2 separate regions of the Homo sapiens genome follow, and region 2 is linked to region 1. A link is a loop called in an ENCODE intact Hi-C map of the cell type or tissue named here. Cell type or tissue: heart right ventricle. All regions are shown on one strand. Each heading gives the region's core, and the rest is flanking DNA. Links, peaks and the distances in the headings are about the cores only.

Evidence for each region. A loop is a pair of places that touch in the nucleus more often than their neighbours do. Peaks named below come from ENCODE experiments on the same cell type or tissue, not always from the same donor. Only the 100,000 strongest peaks of a DNase experiment are listed, where the experiment ranks them.
Region 2: it touches region 1 in a loop (2.8-fold over the local background); 32 of 110 quality-filtered maps call a loop at or near these places.

The regions. Positions count from the first base shown.
Region 1 is chr7:22,582,060-22,590,429 of GRCh38, forward strand. No RefSeq gene overlaps it. Among named protein-coding and RNA genes, the nearest start is that of STEAP1B-AS1, 23 kb to the left of the region's middle. RefSeq lists an enhancer at 1,087-1,661. In heart right ventricle, for the core only: a CTCF peak has its summit at 4,915; no DNase peak of the experiment used is centred there; H3K27ac peaks cover 1,790 bases.
Region 2 is chr7:22,713,229-22,722,805 of GRCh38, forward strand. No RefSeq gene overlaps it. Among named protein-coding and RNA genes, the nearest start is that of IL6, 9.2 kb to the right of the region's middle. In heart right ventricle, for the core only: no CTCF peak of the experiment used is centred there; DNase peaks (open chromatin) are centred at 4,692 and 5,347; H3K27ac peaks cover 1,327 bases.

The DNA.
Region 1 (8,370 bases), core at 3,814-6,313:
AAACACATTTTAGATTTTTATAGATTTAATGGGCTCTGGGGATATGCCAGAAGGCTCCAGGTTGAGAAGTGGTGCACACGTTAATATTCAGGTCATCTGAACTGATGTACAACCTCAAGAACGATCAACCCAATGTGAGTACAGCCAGATTAGTGCATCATGGAGCCCCAGCATGGGACATCTATCTGGTTTAGAAAGAACATGAATAAGGAAATGTAAAACATATATATATATATAGCTGATAACATATAAAACATATATATGGCTAATAACATATAAAACATATATATATAGCTAATAACAATAATCAGCACTTGTCTACAGTAGCTGCTTAACATGAGGCATTGTGTTAAGCGATTGATAAATATTATGTATGATTAAAATATGTAGTTCATTTACCAGCTACCACAGAGATATCCAACAGAATAACAGAATTCCAACTCGATCACTTAAAAAAAACACACACACACAGGAAGGCAATTTGTTTCTAATTTAACAGCATTAGATCTAATGCTCCAAACAGAAATCTCTGAGGAGGAATTCGTTGTGGAGCAAATGGGGTTGCTGAGTGCAGAGGCCAATAACTATGGCACTGGCTTTTGAGAAAAGAAAGGCTTCATTGCAAAACCTGCCAGCAAAAAGACAGGGGTTGGGTTCAAATCTATCTCCTTGATTTGGGGTCTGGGGCAAGTTTATGGGCCTGAAGGGCAAGGGAAAAAGGATTTGGGAATGTTGGTTTGGTCTGATTGGAGGGCTTCAAATTTGGCCATTTACGGTAAGGTATGTTGAGGCAGACTTTAGCCCCAGATCTTCCAGGCCAATGGACCCCTCCTTCTGAAAGCGTTCTGGTGCGTTCTGGTGTGTTCTGGTGTTCATGTTCTGGTCATGGTCTGGTCCTCCTGGTTCTGAGTGGAGGAATCATTGGTTCTGGGTGTTGTTAGAGGTCAAAGCTTTTTCTATAGCACATGCCCAGGTTATATGACTTGCAGTTTTTTGGCTCTGTTATACCTACAAGGTAACTCGACACTTTTGTTATCAACAAAGCAGGCTCAGTTTGGGCTGGTCCCACAATTACAAAATTTCCTGCCCATTTCCCAGACCCAATCTCTCCTTGAGTTCCAGACTTGAATATCAAGACATATTTCAAATTTACAACATCAGTGATAGAAGTTGTCCAAAGATGGTTGTTAACAACTCTTTCCCTCCCTGCTTCTCGCATCAGGCAGTGAAGCCTTTCTCCCCTTCCTTTGAATAGGGTCTGGCCGTAGTGACTTGCTTGACCAATAAAACACAGCAGAAGTCGCTTTGTGCACTTGTTAGGCTAGGTCATAGGAATGTTTGGAACTTCCACCTGACTTTCTTGGAATGCAACTGCTTGGGACACTCCCTCTTGGAACTCAGCCACTCCTCTGTAAGAAGGCCAAGCAACATATGTTGGCACTGCTGTGGATGGCCGTTGCTCAGCTCCCAGCAGAGAGCCAGTAGTAACAAGAGCCATATAAGTGAGCCCCAGATGTCTCACTGTAACTGCAAGAGAAAAACAGAATCACCCAGCTAAGCCCAGTCAACCTACAGAAAGATGAAAGATAATACATTGCAGCTTTAAGTCACTCACTGTTGGGGTGGTTTTTTAGGCAGCAATAGGACACTATAAGAGTGGCCAGACCAAGTCCTTCACTTCCCCTCACAAAACTTGCTCCTCACTCTGCTGTGTATGCCACCTTAGGAAAAAACTTCAGCTTGATCAGGTCAAAAATCTTGGAGTCATCCTTTATCTTTTCTTTTACTCAAATGTCACATCCACTCCATTAGCAAATTCTGTTGGCCCAACATCCCAGTCATATCCTGAATTTCTCCATTTATTACTCCTTGTGTGACCCCACCATCTTGGCCCTCCTGGGAACTCATGCAGTGACTGAGGATGCACAACTAACCAGGACAGACCCAGAGAAATGAATGGGAGAGCTCTCAAACTCCATCTGGTACAAGGATTCATGTTCCTTTGAAGTTGGTCCTTTGCTCTGCAGATACTTGGACTTCAAGGGTGTGTTACAGGGATGAAGTTGTTTGCAGTAAACATGGATGCACCAACAGAACCTGTTCCCAAGTTTCTGATGGAAGCCAGAGGCTCCACACAGGGATGTGCTTCAAATGCATATCCCTTGGTTAGCTTCACATGCTAACCAAGATTGCTTTGCCCCCATACCACAAAGATTCTGTGTTGGAGTCAAAGAGCTGTAACTCTGTAAGTACTTCAAAGCATTTCAAAAACCCTAAAGGGCAGTGTGTATGTATATTTACCCAGCACAGTGAAGGCAAAAACCACACTCGTGAATATTTTTAGCATTTGGGGCTGTCAGAAGAGCTGGGCCCTTGGCTAAATATATCCAGGCAGTTTCCCTACATTACTAGCAGGGTTTGTTTTCAATTCCTATTTCCTTCAAACAGCAGTCATATTGAAGGAAATAAGCACTGTAATAATAAATACCTCTTTCTGCATCATAAGTTATTATGGAAGTTTTTCCTATGTTTATTTTCTCTATAATTCCTATAAATAATAGGAATAAATAAAAAATAAAAGTGCCTATAAATCGTGCTCCTAATATGAATTTTTATTGGTAGGATCTTCTGTGAAGATTCAGAGATGTGGGCCACCAGTTAACATAAGAAGTAGATGCAATTTCTTACAACCATTAACTAAGTCCTCTTTATACTTCATACATGTGTTAGCTAATTGAACTCTCTAACTAAACGCTGATCTATCACTATCTTTTTCAGAAAGAATGAGAATCATCTAAGGTATCTCAATGATTAATTACAAATGACAATATCTAACACACATTAAATGCTCAGTGTGATGAGTGTTTTACATGCAATATATCACTGAATTCTCAAAACAACTTTGTCAGGTAAACCCTATTATTTTTATTGTATAGAAAAAAATAAACTTTCTCTGTATGTTCACATTCAACACACTTCTGTGAGCAGGTATGTGGGTTTTTTCCCCACACATTCAATTCTCCTGTGGACATCAATTGGATGTCCTAAAATTCCATTCAATTCTGATTTTAATCAGAGTTGGCATAGACCTCACCAGTTAATGACTTAATCCCACAAGACTGTTCCCCATTTCAGATGCCAATCACAAGTCCTAGGTGTCACCTGTACTTCTGATGGACTGGCTATTAATCAGAGTTGTCACAACACCCTCCTCAGGTTTGAATATTTGCTAGGAAGGGTCACAGAACACAGAGGAGCACTAACTTACCATTACCAGTTTATTGTGTTAAAAAATAGGATAAAGGATATAGATGAACAGCCAGATGAAGAAATACAGAGGGTGAGGTCCAAAAGGGGCCGGGTGCAGGAGCTTCTGTCCTCGTGGAATTGAAATGCACCATGCTCCCAGCTTCTGTGTATGCTTCCCAACCCGGAAGCTCCCTGAAACTCATAGTTGAGGGATTTTTATATAGGAATGACCAATTAGTAACTCAATCTCCAGGCCCTCTTTCCTCCCTGGAGGATAGAAAATGGGGCTGAAAATTCCAACCTTCTAATCATGGCTTAATCTTTCTGATGACCAGCCCCCTTCTAGGAGTCTAGCAAGAGTTGTCTTATTCGAACAAAAGAAGCTCCTATTACCCAGAAAATTCCAAAGAATTAGAAGCTTTGTGTCAGGAATCAGGATCACAGACTAAATATTAGAACAATAATGTACCTAGCACCTCTATCATTCAGGAAATTTAAAAAGTTTAGGAACTCTGTGGTGGTGGCACAGTTATATACATATTTGGTGGCACGGGCCATATATATTTTTTATTGTTACCTTATCATCACCATTTTATAGGTGAGGAAACTAAGACACAGTATGTTTTAGTAACTAGCCCAAAGTCTCGCAGCAGGTAACTGGAGGAATTGGGTTCCAACCAACATCCATCTGACAGCAAAGCCAAAAGTCATAACCACTGTGCTATTCAAACTCGCTTCAGACATCTATACCACAATGGAGTGTGGGCACAGCAGCGGTTTGCAAGTAGGGCAGCTCCCAACTTGTTTGTCCAACATACTGATAACATACATATTTGGTCATTGAGATATTGTGATTTATAATAAGAAATATTATAATATAATCTTAATATAATCTCAGAAGGGTATCTTTTGTATTCTAAGGTGAGATGACTAACGGCTGGGGCCTCCTGGAGAGCCTTGGAGGGAGGCTAGCTGCCAGGGGAAACAAGTATGTAATTAGAGGGTTAGAACTTTCAGCATCAGCCTCTCACCTTCAGGGAGGGGCTGAAAGTTGAGTTAATCACCACGGCCAATGATTTAAATCAATCATGCCCTACATAGTGAAATCTCCATAAAAACCCAATAGGACAGGGCTCAAAGAGCTTCTGGGTTTGTGAATAAGAATCCGTCCATGTGCTGGGAGGCTGACACACTCCAGCTCCACAGGGACAGAAGTTCCCGTGCCCTGCACCATTCCGGACCTCACCCTGTGTATCTCTTAATCTGACTGTTTATCTGTAGCCTTTGTAATAAACCAGTAAACATTAAGTGTTTCCCAGCCCTGTGAGCTGTTCTAGTAAATGACTGAACCTGAGAAGGGGGTCATGGGAACCCTTGATTCAGAGTACAGATCACAAGCTGGGACTTACTACTGGCACTGGAGTAGGGGCAGTCTTGTGGGGTCTGTGCTCTGTATTCATCAGTGCAGCCTGGAGTTGGACATCCAGTTGGTGTCTGCAGAGAACTGGAGAATTATTCCCACACAGAATAACCCCTATACATTTGGCAGCCAGAAGTGAAGTGTGAGTGTAAGCATGGTGAAAAATACAGTTTGTTTTTCTCAGTCACTCAGCTGCAGAACCTTCCTCTACCCTCAGGCCCCATACTGTTGACATTTCTGGAAAGGGAGCCCCTTTCAGACTGCATTCCTCCCACTAGAGGACTCTGTCCTTCCCCAATTTTCTCTCTCTCTCTCTCTCTCTCTGTCTCTCTCTCTCTGTCTCTCTCTGTCTCTCTCTCTGTCTCTCTCTCTGTCTCTCTCTCTCTCTCTCTCTCTCTCTCTCCCCTCTCTCCCCTCTCTCCCCTCTCTACCCAGTGCAGCTCCTCTCCTGGGCCCCTCTCCTCCCAATCACCTGCATGATTACCAATTACCAGCCCTCCAGTTTACTTCCATTAAGGATTCCATCGTCCAGTCTGCAGTCTGCTCTCCAAAGGCATGATTTTCCATACAAAAAAAAGTGTTAGTTTCAAACAACCAGCTTACCAACAAGCTCTATCCATTCGAATGGTCTGTTCAAGACTATTTTATAGTGAAAATTGCTATCTAGCCACATCTCTCCAAATCTTACAGTGAAAACTGTGCTTTTGATATATGTCAGGATGAAGTTAAGTCAAAGTTTCCTGTTTCACTTTTTACTGTACTTATGTAAATCAATCATTAGTGGACTCTTAAATGGTTTCCTAATGCCAGAAATGATTAGTCACTCAATGTGTTAATGGCACATTTTGTGAAATCTTTTCCAATGCAAAAACCACACAGCATCTGGGCTTCCTGTTCTGTATTTCTTTCTGGCCTTCACTATCTTGAAATTATCTGGTGCATATTTTTTATTTCCGCTTATTTATTGGCAGTATTTTCATTCTCTACACTTTTCTTCTCCTTATATTCTTTTAGGCTAGTCTTTGAAACGTCAGTCTCTGTCCATTGAAACTAAAATAAGAAAGAAGGAGAAAAGGAAATTGATGTCTTTCAAGTTGTAATAGTAATATGTTTCGTTTATAAAAATCAATTTTTTTTACCAGTAAAACATTAACTTTTGGCCTTCATTAATCAGAAAAGAAAACTGGATCAGTCTGAAAATGCCTTTCTCAAATAAGTCATACCATCCTTAGAACAGTGATGCAGCAGTTCTCAAGCTTGAGAACACATGGGAATCACCTGGAAAGCTTGTAAAAACACAAGTTGCTGGGTCCCATCCCTAGAGTTTCTGATTTAATAGGTCTGCGGTGGTTCCCTGAGAACTGACATTTCCAACATGTCCCAGGTGAAGTTGATGCTGCTGGTCGGCAGCACACTCTGAGAACAAATGGTGCAATATCAGAACTCACAAAGGCCTTGGAAATCATTTCTGCCTTACTTAGAGCGCTGCTGGTTGCAACTTACAAAATCCCACTCAGACTGGCCTGAGTGCAGAAGGGCATTTATTGGAAGCAGTTGGGATATCTGCTAGACTCCAAAATGAAGTTGAAAAATCAGGTGGAATATGGCACCAGTAGGGAGCACCAGGAAGGATGCGGTTCTCAGAGAAGAGTGGTGTAGGCTCAGCAGAGACTCTAAATATCGTTACTGCATCATCTCAGCTCCCATTTTTCAAAAGAGAACTGCAGTTTGAGGAAATTAAGAGCTTGCTACAGAGCATACATCTAATAGTGGCAAAGCCAAAGCTGGAAGTGGTGAGTAGCAATCTGTATCTTAGCCAGTGGTATGCTGGAGCTGTGGGTACCAGCCCCAGAGAGCTGGTTGTTAAATATTCAGGAATCTTTTGAGCAGGTCAATCTTGGTAGCTGGAAGCTGGCCACAGTCAGAATATTTACACTGAAATATTGGCTGATATTACAGACCAGGATCTTTTTTCTTCCTCTCTTTCTTTTCAAAGAGCAAGCTAACAGCACACCATTGCCTAATTCCATGTAGGGAGGATTTAGAATCAATGCAGATGTCATATATTGAACAAGAGGCAATCCCAGTGTGCAGTTTTTTCCAGTAGTAGCCATCCCTAATCCCACTATTGGCTGATGGCCCTGGTGCTGCCAGCTAGACCTCTTTATTTTATTTTTACTTTCTTTCTTCTCTCTCTCTTTCTTTCTTTCTTTTTTTAGACAGAGTCTCACTCTGTTGCCCAGGCTGGAGTACAGTGGTATGATCTCAGCTCACTGCAACCTCCACCTCCCGGTTCAAGCAATTTTCCTGCCTCAGTCTCCCGAGTAGCTGGGATTACAGGCACGCACCACCACACCCAGCTAATTTTTGTATTTTTAGTAGAGATGTTTCACCATGTTGGCCAGGCTGGTCTTCAACTCCTGACCTCAGGTCATCCACCTGCTCAGCCTTCCAAAGTGCTGGGATCATTCTTTTCTTCTTGAGACGGAGTCTTGCTCTGTTGCCCAGGCTGGAGTGCAGTGGCTCAATCTCAGCTCACTACAACTTCCGCCTCCCAGGTTCAAGCAATCCTTTTGCCTCAGCTTCCAGAGTAGCTGGGATTACAGGTGTGAGCCACCATGCCTGGCCTAGACTCCACTTTGTATGTCCAATCTTTCAAACCTCTCTTCTATGCATGAGTGGTGCTCTCTCTCTAACACACGTCTGCAAAACAAGCCCACCATCTATCTCATTGTCTTTGTGCCTGCTCTTGTTTCCAGATGCAAAGCCAGTTCCTTCCTAACTGTTGAACAGTAGAACTTCAGAATTAAAAGAATAAGACAAGCCTGATTAAGTGCATGTAAGGCCAAAATAAGTGTCTTTAAGAGACTCGCTTAAAAAAAAAAAAAGAATAAGGCAGCCAATAAGCAACTTCTTCCTAGGGATATTGACTTATTGCGTAGCTATTTAAAGAAGGAAATTCATGTGCAAATTGCCCTAGACTTCTTTCTCCAGGCTCCCGTTGTGTGGCTTGGCTGCCCACTACCTCATTCCCATCAATGGACAATGGCTGGGAGAGAAAGCCTCCGTGACTGTAAGTGACTCCCCAGACCCTTGGCCTCTGCCACCTGTCACCGAGCCCACTGACGCACCTCCACTGTCACGTTGGCAGTGCTCCATGCAGTCTCTTGTCCCACATTTCTTAAGAGGCAAAAATTACATTTACTTTACTGACCACAAGCCAGCACTGGGAGCTGGGAGGGTCGGGGTGGAGTGTTTCCTTCCAATAATGCTTCCTGGGGAAGGAAGCCTAAAACAACACAAAGCAAAGCTCCAGCCTTTCCAGAGGAATGTGGGGGCAGCTATTGCTGTCGCTGCCGCTGCTGCTGTGATTTTCTGGAACACAATGTCGTCATGAGAACTCCTAGGCACCCTCTCCCATGGCAGACCTGCTCTACTGGCATGCTTATTTGGGATACTGAGAAAATATGAGGATGCCAAGACAAATGAAGTCTTGGCACTCACATCTACGGAGATAAAAGCATTTTTATGAATTCTGATGCTTTTCCTTCTTTTTTTCTCTTTCTTCTTCCTCCTCCTGCCTCCTCATTCTCCCTCTCCTCCGCCATCAACCCCATCTTATAAATAGTTGTTGAACTTCCACTATGAATTTCCACCAACGTACTGAGCTAGGTACTTTGAGAAACACAAAAATGTGCATT
Region 2 (9,577 bases), core at 3,345-5,844, 130 kb after region 1:
AAGTATGTGACTTCCCTTTTCCCTTCCTCAGCTCATATATTAATGTAGTTTTAGAAATTAGCCAAGCCTGGACCTCAGCATTCTTACTTTTAGGACTTGTTAGAAACAGATGCTTTATTGTATAAAAATATGTGTACAGGAATGTCTCTTGCAGCCTTGCCAGCAGAGGTAGAAAATAAAAAATGACCTGGATGTCCATCAAGAGAAAATTGGCTAAATAAGTCGTGTAACTTGCTATGTTACATGCTATCTAAGAGAATAAAGCTATGTTAACTGACCTGGATGGAGTATCCATGGTCTAGAGCTAGGTGAGAAAAAAAAAAAAAAACTTGTAGAGTAATAACCATTGTATGATCTTATTACTATAAAATAAACAAACCAACCTCGATTCTACATATGTAATTAGGATGCCTATTGATATCCTACTGTGTGAGCCCATGGCAGGGTGCCAAAAGTGGTACAAGCTGTTAACAGTGGTCAGCTCACTCAAGGGGCTGGCAATCTTGCCATTGTTACACTTAGCATGTGTTACTTTTATACCTTTTTTTAGTTAATAGGAAAGCTAAAAAGAAAAACACTATCCTAGAGAATTGGAATTGCTAGTGCTTTTCTCATAGAGATTGTTCTCAATTGCAAAGGCATAAAAACCAATCTTTAAGCCAGAAGATTCCTTGCCGAGTTGAAGTTTCCTCTTCTTGCTGGAACACAATTGTTTTTAAATCTAATGTCCCATCTTGAGTGTTCTGTGATTATTAATTACAATGGATTGAACCACAGAATCTCAGAGGATTTAAACGGATCCAGAATTTCAATGCTAATTGCTCTCTGAGAGTAAGCAACGTTCACTTTTAGGAAATGAATTGGCCTTCCCATCAGGATAAGCAAATTACTTTGGGCTGTGGGAAAAAAGGTAACTAATCTTCTAAAAGGATATATTGGTCTTAAAAGAACAAGGATATGAAAATCACACTGAATCATTAAAAACTCCTTAAGGTCAGGGATTAAGGCCTGTAATAGGTTGATGAATTGAATCTAACTTAATTATAAAGCAAAGCACTAACCTCATAGAATACCTGAGTCAAGTTCCCTGTGTTCTCATTTTCTAGCCTCTTCTACCAGACACTATGAAAAATAACAGCCCCATCTCTCCAGAAAATCTTAGGAGATATAGGCGTGCTGAATTTAAGGTGTCTGTGGCACATGCAAGTGGATCAGCCACTGGGCTGTCCAGAATGCAAGAGAGAACTCAGAGTTGGGGACATAAACTTGGCAGTCATCTGTGTAAAAGAGAAAAGGTAGGTAAAGTCCCACAAGGATGGGTTGGCCTACAGAAGGCACAGAGAGAAGAGAGCCTGGTTTAGCATGGGCTACGATCAGAGTCCCTGGGTTCAAATCTTGGCTCCACCCATTTCTATCTGGTTGCTCTAGGGCATGTTACCTAGTTCTTGTAATGCTCCGTTTTCTCATCTGAAAAACCCAGTTGATAGCCATAGCTCCCTTAGAAATATTGTGATGAAAGGCTGGGCACGATGGTTCACGCCTGTAATCCCAGCACTTTGGGAAACCAAGGTGGGCAGATCACAAAGTCAGGAGTTCAAGACCAGCCTGGCCAATATGGTGAAACACTGTCTGTACCAAAAATACAAAAATTAGCGAGGCGTAGTGGTGGGTGCCTGTAGTCCCAGCTACCAGGGAAGCAGAGGTTGCAGTGAGCTGAGCTCTCACCACTGCACTCCAGCCTGGGCAACAGAGCGAGACTCCGTCTCAAAAAAAAAAAAAAAAAGAAAGAAAGAAAAGAAAAGATAAAAGAAATATTGTGATGAGGGCTAAATAAGATAATATACACAGACTTAGAGCACCTAGCTCACAGTGGACCCTCTGAAATGTTCCCTATTACTGTACAGGGCTCGGCTAGAGCAAGGGCCCAGGGAATATCCACCAGAAGGAGGAGATGCAGGGAGAGAGGAGGGAGGCAGGCCAAGCAGGAAGGGGTGGTCAGTAGCTTCAGATGGGCTACAGGTAAGGCAAGCTTAGGACCAGAATGTTTCATTGGATTTAGCCACAAGAGGTCATTTGGAGTGGGTCAAAGCTATTCTGGGTAGAAGCCAAACAGTTTCCAAAGCAAAACAGGCGGCAACACTAGCATTCAGAGAGATCCAGGGACCAAGAATCTTAAAGAAAGGTTTAAAATGGTCAAAATAAACTTGCATTTAATTAACATTTTCATGAGTACTACAGTAATACATAATCAATGCAGAAAACCTGGAAAACAAAGAAAACTACAAAGAGGAAAAGAAGTATTTCTCATTCTACCTTCCAGACATACCTACATTTCTTCCCGTGTATGTGTATTTATATCAGGTGTAACAAGCATAGTTCATCTTGTCGTGTGACAAGCATAGTCTGAATTTGCCCAATATTTCAAAACCTATTATTTAAAGAAACTTGAAGAAAACCTGGAAGAATATTTTCATTGTATCAAAGTAGACTAAATAGGCCATTTTAAGTATGTCACAAAATCTAGAAGCATAAAAGAAAGGATATATAGTCTGCTTCATATAAATCAAAACTTTCTGCATGGCAAAAACACTATAAATTAAGCAGAAAGACGAATGATAAATTTTAAAAGACATGTGAAAAACAAACGTTTGCTCCTTGGAATATATCAAGAAGGGCTTTGAATCAATGGAAAAGGATCAATAACTGACAGAAAGATAGACAACGGATATGAACATAGAATTCACGGAAAACAAAATAAAAATGGTTCTTGAATACCTGACCAGGTGCTCAATCCTACTTATACAAGAGAGATGCAAATTAAAACTACGCTGATATAAGTTCTTCCCTCTGCAATCTGGCAAAGATCAAGAAAACTGACAGTATCATGTGCTGACAAACATATGAGGAACAGCTGTTCCCATACATCACTGGAGGGAGTATTAAATTTGTACAACCTCTACCTGTCTCTGTCTCAAAACTGCCCATATCCTTTGAGTCAGCAATTCAATTTCTAGGAAACTATCACACTAATACACTCACATGTATGAAATCGCACATGGACAAGATTATTCATTGCCGCTTTAGCTGTAATAACAAAAGATTGGAAACAACCTAAAATTCCCTTAATGGGGGACTGGTTAAATACATGGAATTCGAAGGCTAAAAAGGAAGAAGCAATTCTGCATCTCCTGATAAGAAATGATTGCTAAAACCCATTCAATAAAGAAAGCAAAATGTAGAACAGTGTAACTGATGTGCCATCACTTATGTAGAAGAATAAAAATAAATCCTAGGAAATATGAATATTTTGCTAATACATGCATGAAGTATTTCTAGAAGGAATCACAAGAACCCAGTAGTTACCCCTAATGGCTCACACATGGTGGAAGTGTAAATTTTTTTTGTAATTTTGTTACTAAGTACTCTTTGTTATCTTTTGAATTTTGTGCCATGGGTATGTGTTACCTATGTAAAAACTAGAAACTTAACATATAACATTTTAAAACAATGGCTGCGTGTGGTGGCTCATGCCTGTAATTCCTGTGCTTTAGGAGGCCAGGAGTTCACAATCAGTCTGGGCAATATAGTGAGACCTTGTCTCTACAAAAAACAATTCTAAAACATTTCAAAACCAAATGAAATCTATGAGCCACTTTATTTGCCTTTTTTTTTTTTGGTGGTCATTTTGGGTTTTGCTTTTTTTTTTTTTCAGCTGCCTTTCCCCTTCTTGCTTTGTCTATGTTGATGCTTTTCTCTCTTTTTCCCTTCTCCTCTCTGTTTCCCTTGCCCCACCTCTGTCTAATACATCAACAACTAAACAACAACAATTATCATCTACCAACAATTTAGCATATACCAATAACTGTCCTTAATGGATAGGATTTCATTTAATTCCCACAACCACCCCCAGATGGTTAAGTATTATTTGCCACAGTTTACAAATGAGGAAACGCAGGCACAGGGAATTGAAGTGCCTTGCCCAAACCCACACAAGCTGTAAATGATGGAGCTGGGATTTAAACCAAGTCGGCCTCTGCAATCCATGTTTTCTCTAGTAAACCATACTGCCTGTGATATGGAATAAGTACATGTATTTTTTTTCTTAACTTTTGCGTAAAGTATGACCATCTTTGTTTCTAATTTGTAAATCAAATAAGCTTAATATTTTATATGGCTTTTAGAAAGCACATATACAAAGAAAATTTTATAAATTAAACTGTTCTTTACTTCTAAATCTTTGACGATTATTTCCAAGACATAAATTCCAAGGAGATCCCAGCTTTCATTCGTTTACCATCCTGTGCACCAACCACGTACTCAAATTCATGCTATTCCTTCGCACAAGAAAGATAGAGCCCTCAAGAAACTCTCAATCAACTGGGGAGAAAATAATAACAGTATTAATAGCTCATGTTTACTGGGACTCTACCATGTGCCAGGCAGATGCTAAGCACTTTACATAGGTTCTGATAACTCTGTGACATAAGGTGCAACTGCTACCTCCATTTTTAAAATGAGAACAATTAAGCCCAGATGTTAACTTCCCAGCGGACCTCAGCTTAGAAAGTACAGAACAAGGATTTGAACCTAGGCAGTTTGGCTCCAGAGCCTGTGCCATCACAACACTGCCCGGAAACAGATTAGTACAGTACATGCCCCTGCGGGAGAGCCCAGAGGAGAACCTGCACTATTCCTGGAAATTGATCAGCAGAGGCTTCTGGGAGGATCGAGGCATGATTTGAGTCTTGACAGAAGTTCAGAACACAGAGACGTCACGGCATTCTACCCTGCACTGAAACTGTTCTAAAAAGACTGGCATGCTTCGGAGAGAAAAAAAAAAATGTAGCATAGAGTCTCCTGTGACCTGCCTGGGAGCTGTGCCATGCAATGGAACCAAATTTCCTTCAGGGAGTTTTACATTTTACTCAATATTCTGAAGTTTAGCTATCACACAATTAAGTATCAACCAGGTTCCTGTCATCAGTGGGTACTGTTGGAAGAGGACAGGGAATTGGATTTAACAACACTGTTTGTTCTTCTAATGCAACATCGTAGAAATATGTAACAGAACTGTAATGGAGATGAATCACAAGAAGGACGCAGCACAAGATGCTATGCCAAGAATAATATTAGGAGAAGTGACGTTCTGTCATTCTGTTACAGTTAAGAGTAAACTTATGATCCAAGAAGCAGCAATCCTTTAGAGACCCTGAGAACTCTTCAGGGCTCTCCTCGTCCTTTTCACTCAGGGCCCCAAAGCCAGCCTCTTCATTCATCAGCTCTGGATGGGACAGACAGTGACAAAGCAGAAATCCCTAGGCCCCTGGGCTGCTGCTGTGCAGCAGCAAACTCCCTCACTGTGACTAACTTTCTGCTTCTAACTTATCCCATGGCTCAGAAAAGCTGGGCTCAGCCTCTGCCTTGATCCATCAAGCCATGATCCAGCACGTGGCTGGGGAAAATCTGAGCGCATATAATTCTGTAGGACAAGGTGTGTCCTGCGCACATCCTAACTCTCCCTCATTCAGGTGGCAGCCTGTGCCTATCTGTTTATAAAAGTGGCAGCCTTCATTCTGAGGTATAGAAGCAGCATACTTTGACCAGAACAATCTCTTTCCTTAAAAAGCTTTGTGATCAATTGCCTTTGAAATGAGAGAAGATCAAATAATCCTTAATGCCTTTGATACATCCTTTTCTTACACTCCCCAAATAGAGCTCATACAATATAACTAATCTCTGGAATGGATTGATTTTGCCTTCAAAATATCCTTTTATTTCCTTGGACCCACTTATGGTCTGGAAGATATTTAACAACTAGCTAAGGAACAGAGGGAAGGGAGGGCTCTGATTGTAGCATTTGCCAATTTCCATGGTGTAATGTTTCCACACTAATTTCAAGCTACCATCAGGAGTCACTTAATGTAGAGTTGGGAAGAGATCAGTACAGTTGGCTCTCTTGAACCGGCCAGCTCCTGTGCAACCCTGCCTGGGCTCCTCCATCTGGTGTCATGCTGAGATGTTTGCAACAGCCTCTGAGCCCACCTCCCAGACTACAATCCCCTGGGGTCTTCTTCCTGCTCACTCAGATGAAATACTTTCATCATGTCACTGTTCTTCTGACAACCCTACCCCCAATTTACCACCCCATTTTACCTCTTCTCCCAAAGACCAATGAACTTTTTTCATGATTCTGGGTTCCTGCATCATCTCAGGTAAATAAATCATTTAACCTCTCCGAACTTCAGTTTCTTATCCATAAAGTGAGAATAAAATAGTCACCTCCATAGAGTGAAGTTTAAATGAATTAATGTGTGTAAAGCCTCTAGTCCAGCACCTGGCATCCAATAAATACCTGATTAATCCTACATGTCAATTACTCAAAGTACCTTAGAAGGAAAACAATGGTGTCGTTATAGAATTCAAAGGCCACGAATCCTCAAAGGACTTCACTCAGTACCTCAAAACTATTCCACATTGGTGCTTACTATTATATTTTTGATGAGTTCTAGAGAGAGAAGAAATGCTAAAAAACCCAACAGTAGCTCATTTTAGCATCTCAGAATCCTCAAGCAAGACCATGGCCAAACACTCAAACTCCTTCCCTGACCGTTATCAAGAGAAACTCTCTGCTTTGTGGTGGGTCTTGCTTCTGCACCCACAGGAAATGCAGTTTCTCTTGCACAAGTAACACAATCACAATAAGTGAGAGGTCACCTGAGGGAGATACAACCAGACCTGGAGATGGAAAGGAGAGAAATGGTACAAGACTACAAAGTCCTTATCAAGGTTTACATTTTTTTTGCCTTGCAAAACAGACCTTTATAAGAAATGTCAATGTATTAGAGGTAACGGGCCACACAAGATGAGAAAAGATGATGATGCCATCATTCATGACAATTCTCCGTAGGTCCTGCCACCAAGGAAGAGCAATGAGCTACTGATGCCCATTGTGGGGTCCAACAAAAGCATGGTTATGTCCCAGAACCAGCTGAAAAGCAAAGTTCAGCTGAACTGCAAACTCATTTTCATGATGCCAAACAATTTGCACAGCTTGATTTAGGGATTACACTGCTCCATGAACAACTGGTAAGTTAACCCTCCAGGAAACTCAGTGATTGTTTTAAATGCATCTCATCCCCATTAAGATATGAACTCTTTCCCCGCGCCTTAACAAGTGAATTGTGTGCATATGCAGGAGTCATCTGTAAACCTCACTTGATGTTTCCCCTCTGAACTCTGATTGGTATACCTACAGCTATTATTTACTTCACCTCTACTCAGAGTTATCCAGAATGTTACGCATACAAAGGAGTATAAATAGGGAAAGCAGGTTATCAAACGCCGTGGATGGCATTTTCCCATTACACCTAGATACATATGAAAAAATGTACAAACGACTAGAATGATTACACCATAGTGATAACAATGATTACTACTGGGTACTAAGATAATGTATTTTATAATTTTTTCCTTTTGTTTATCTCTCTTTTCTGTTTTCTACATTGAAAATGTATTACTTGTTTTTAAATTAAAAACATTTAATTTGAATACCTCATATGAGTGTGGCCTTACAGGCCTGGGTACCCAGGAAGCCTGGTCTGGCCTGTATAATAATTAAGAAATAATTAATTGTATAATAATTGTGCTTGTATAATAATTAAGAAATCTGCTACCTCCTTTCAGGTAGCAGCCCTTACCAGGGCTCTAGAATCTCCTGAATCAGTTTAGTCTCCCTGAAGCCACTAAGATCTGGGCATGTCAAAATGGGTGGCACCCTGCCCAGTCAAAGCACTTCCACTAACAGGTCCTTGGGTGGGAACTAGAAGACAGCATCAGGCTTTTGGGCTTTCAAAAAGTATTTCTTAATGTAGAGACTCCTATTCCTGTAGTCCCATTAACAGTAGACTCTTGATTAATAAGCATGGCTAATGAAAATCCACAGAATCACAGAACCACAGAATCCTGGAGCTAGGAGGGAATTCAGCAAACCCCTAAGGTGGGAGAGTACTTTGCCCCAAATCCTCAGTTCATCGTCATCTGAACACTTTCATCTGCCAACAGCTACACTCCCAAGACACAAGAAGCCGAGGATTTGGCAATGCAGTAAAAAGACAAGCCTAATTCAGGGAAACCCTACATTCAGCCAAAATTTTTTGCTGGCAGTATAAAACCCCCACTTCCTTCTGAATCCTGCAGTCTAAATCAAGCCAAGAAGGGCAACAGGGCTTTTACAAGCCTGGCCAACCGATTACCCACACAATGTCAGACAGAAACAGCCCAGGACTCAAATTTCCCTCTGACACCTGACCTGCCCCTGACTACATACCTGGTGTCTTCAGTAGTTTCACTGGGCCCATGGTGGACAAACTTAACACAGAGAAAGAATGTGCATGACAGCCTCTCTATTGGTTGTCCTAGAGAGATAGGAGGATCTGAGGCACTTGGTGGCAACTGCTTAGGCAGCAAGCCTCCAAACAAGCCTTTAGCAATAGGAAGCCATTTCCACACATCCAGATCACTTGCCAAGCTGATGGGTGCCTTCCCTCCTGTCCCCACCTCTCCCCGACCCCCGTCTCACCCACAGAAAAGTAGCACATAGAAAATATGGCTTCCAGGGTGAGAGATATAGGGAATCCCACAGTGCCCTTGGGGGACACAGTAATGTGGCTCAGACATAGACCACTGTACAGATCCAGCAGCACAGGAAGGGCTGCAGGCCTGGGAGAAAAGTGACAGCAGATGGCCGGTCCAGGCTTTCTGGGTACCCAGGCCTGTAAGGCCACACTCATATGAGGCAGGCAGCACCCCTTGGAACAATATCTATGGTAGGTCTATAGACCAAGGGCTCTGCTCTGTGCCGCAGACATCCACACACATACATAGGTACACATGACATAGAATTCAATAGCTTGAAGAAATTGCCTATGATTCTTCAACTTGCTTACCTGGATCTGAATTCTTCCATAACATTTTAAATCAATCCAGGTGTACCCATCTTCAGAAATAATGGACCCCAATGTCTCAGAATTACAGAGTCAGAGTCCTCAACATGTCCAAAGCATTTCGTGGAAATTATTCCACCATGAAGACTAGAATGGCCTCTCTTCATGGATTCAGCTTGCTAAGGAGGCTTAGTTCAGAGGGACTAAGACACTCTCCTTTTAGCAAATAACTAACCAAAAGGGCAAGGAAGGGAGGTAAAAGACGTCATAACCAGGCCAGTAGAATCCCCTGGTCTGGCCATTACATGTGATGATTTCAAATGGGTTCTTAGTACCTTAATTTTGAGGGAAAAGAGTAGAGGAAACCAGCCAATGCTTTGCATGCTTAGTTTCTGCTGATGACACTGAACTCAGAGAACTGAGATCTTTGGAGAAACCAAAGATGGCTCAAATGACTCGTGATAATAAATGAACGTATTACTGCTCGCTGACAAATTGAAGTTTCCTAATTATAAAGCAGAACCAGTGGCCACCACCATAGAAAGCCTACCCCACAGATGGAGAAGAGGCAAAGCACTGAAACTCAGTCCGAGGGACCTCCCCAGCCATGGGGGCAGGGCCAAATGGGGCTTCTT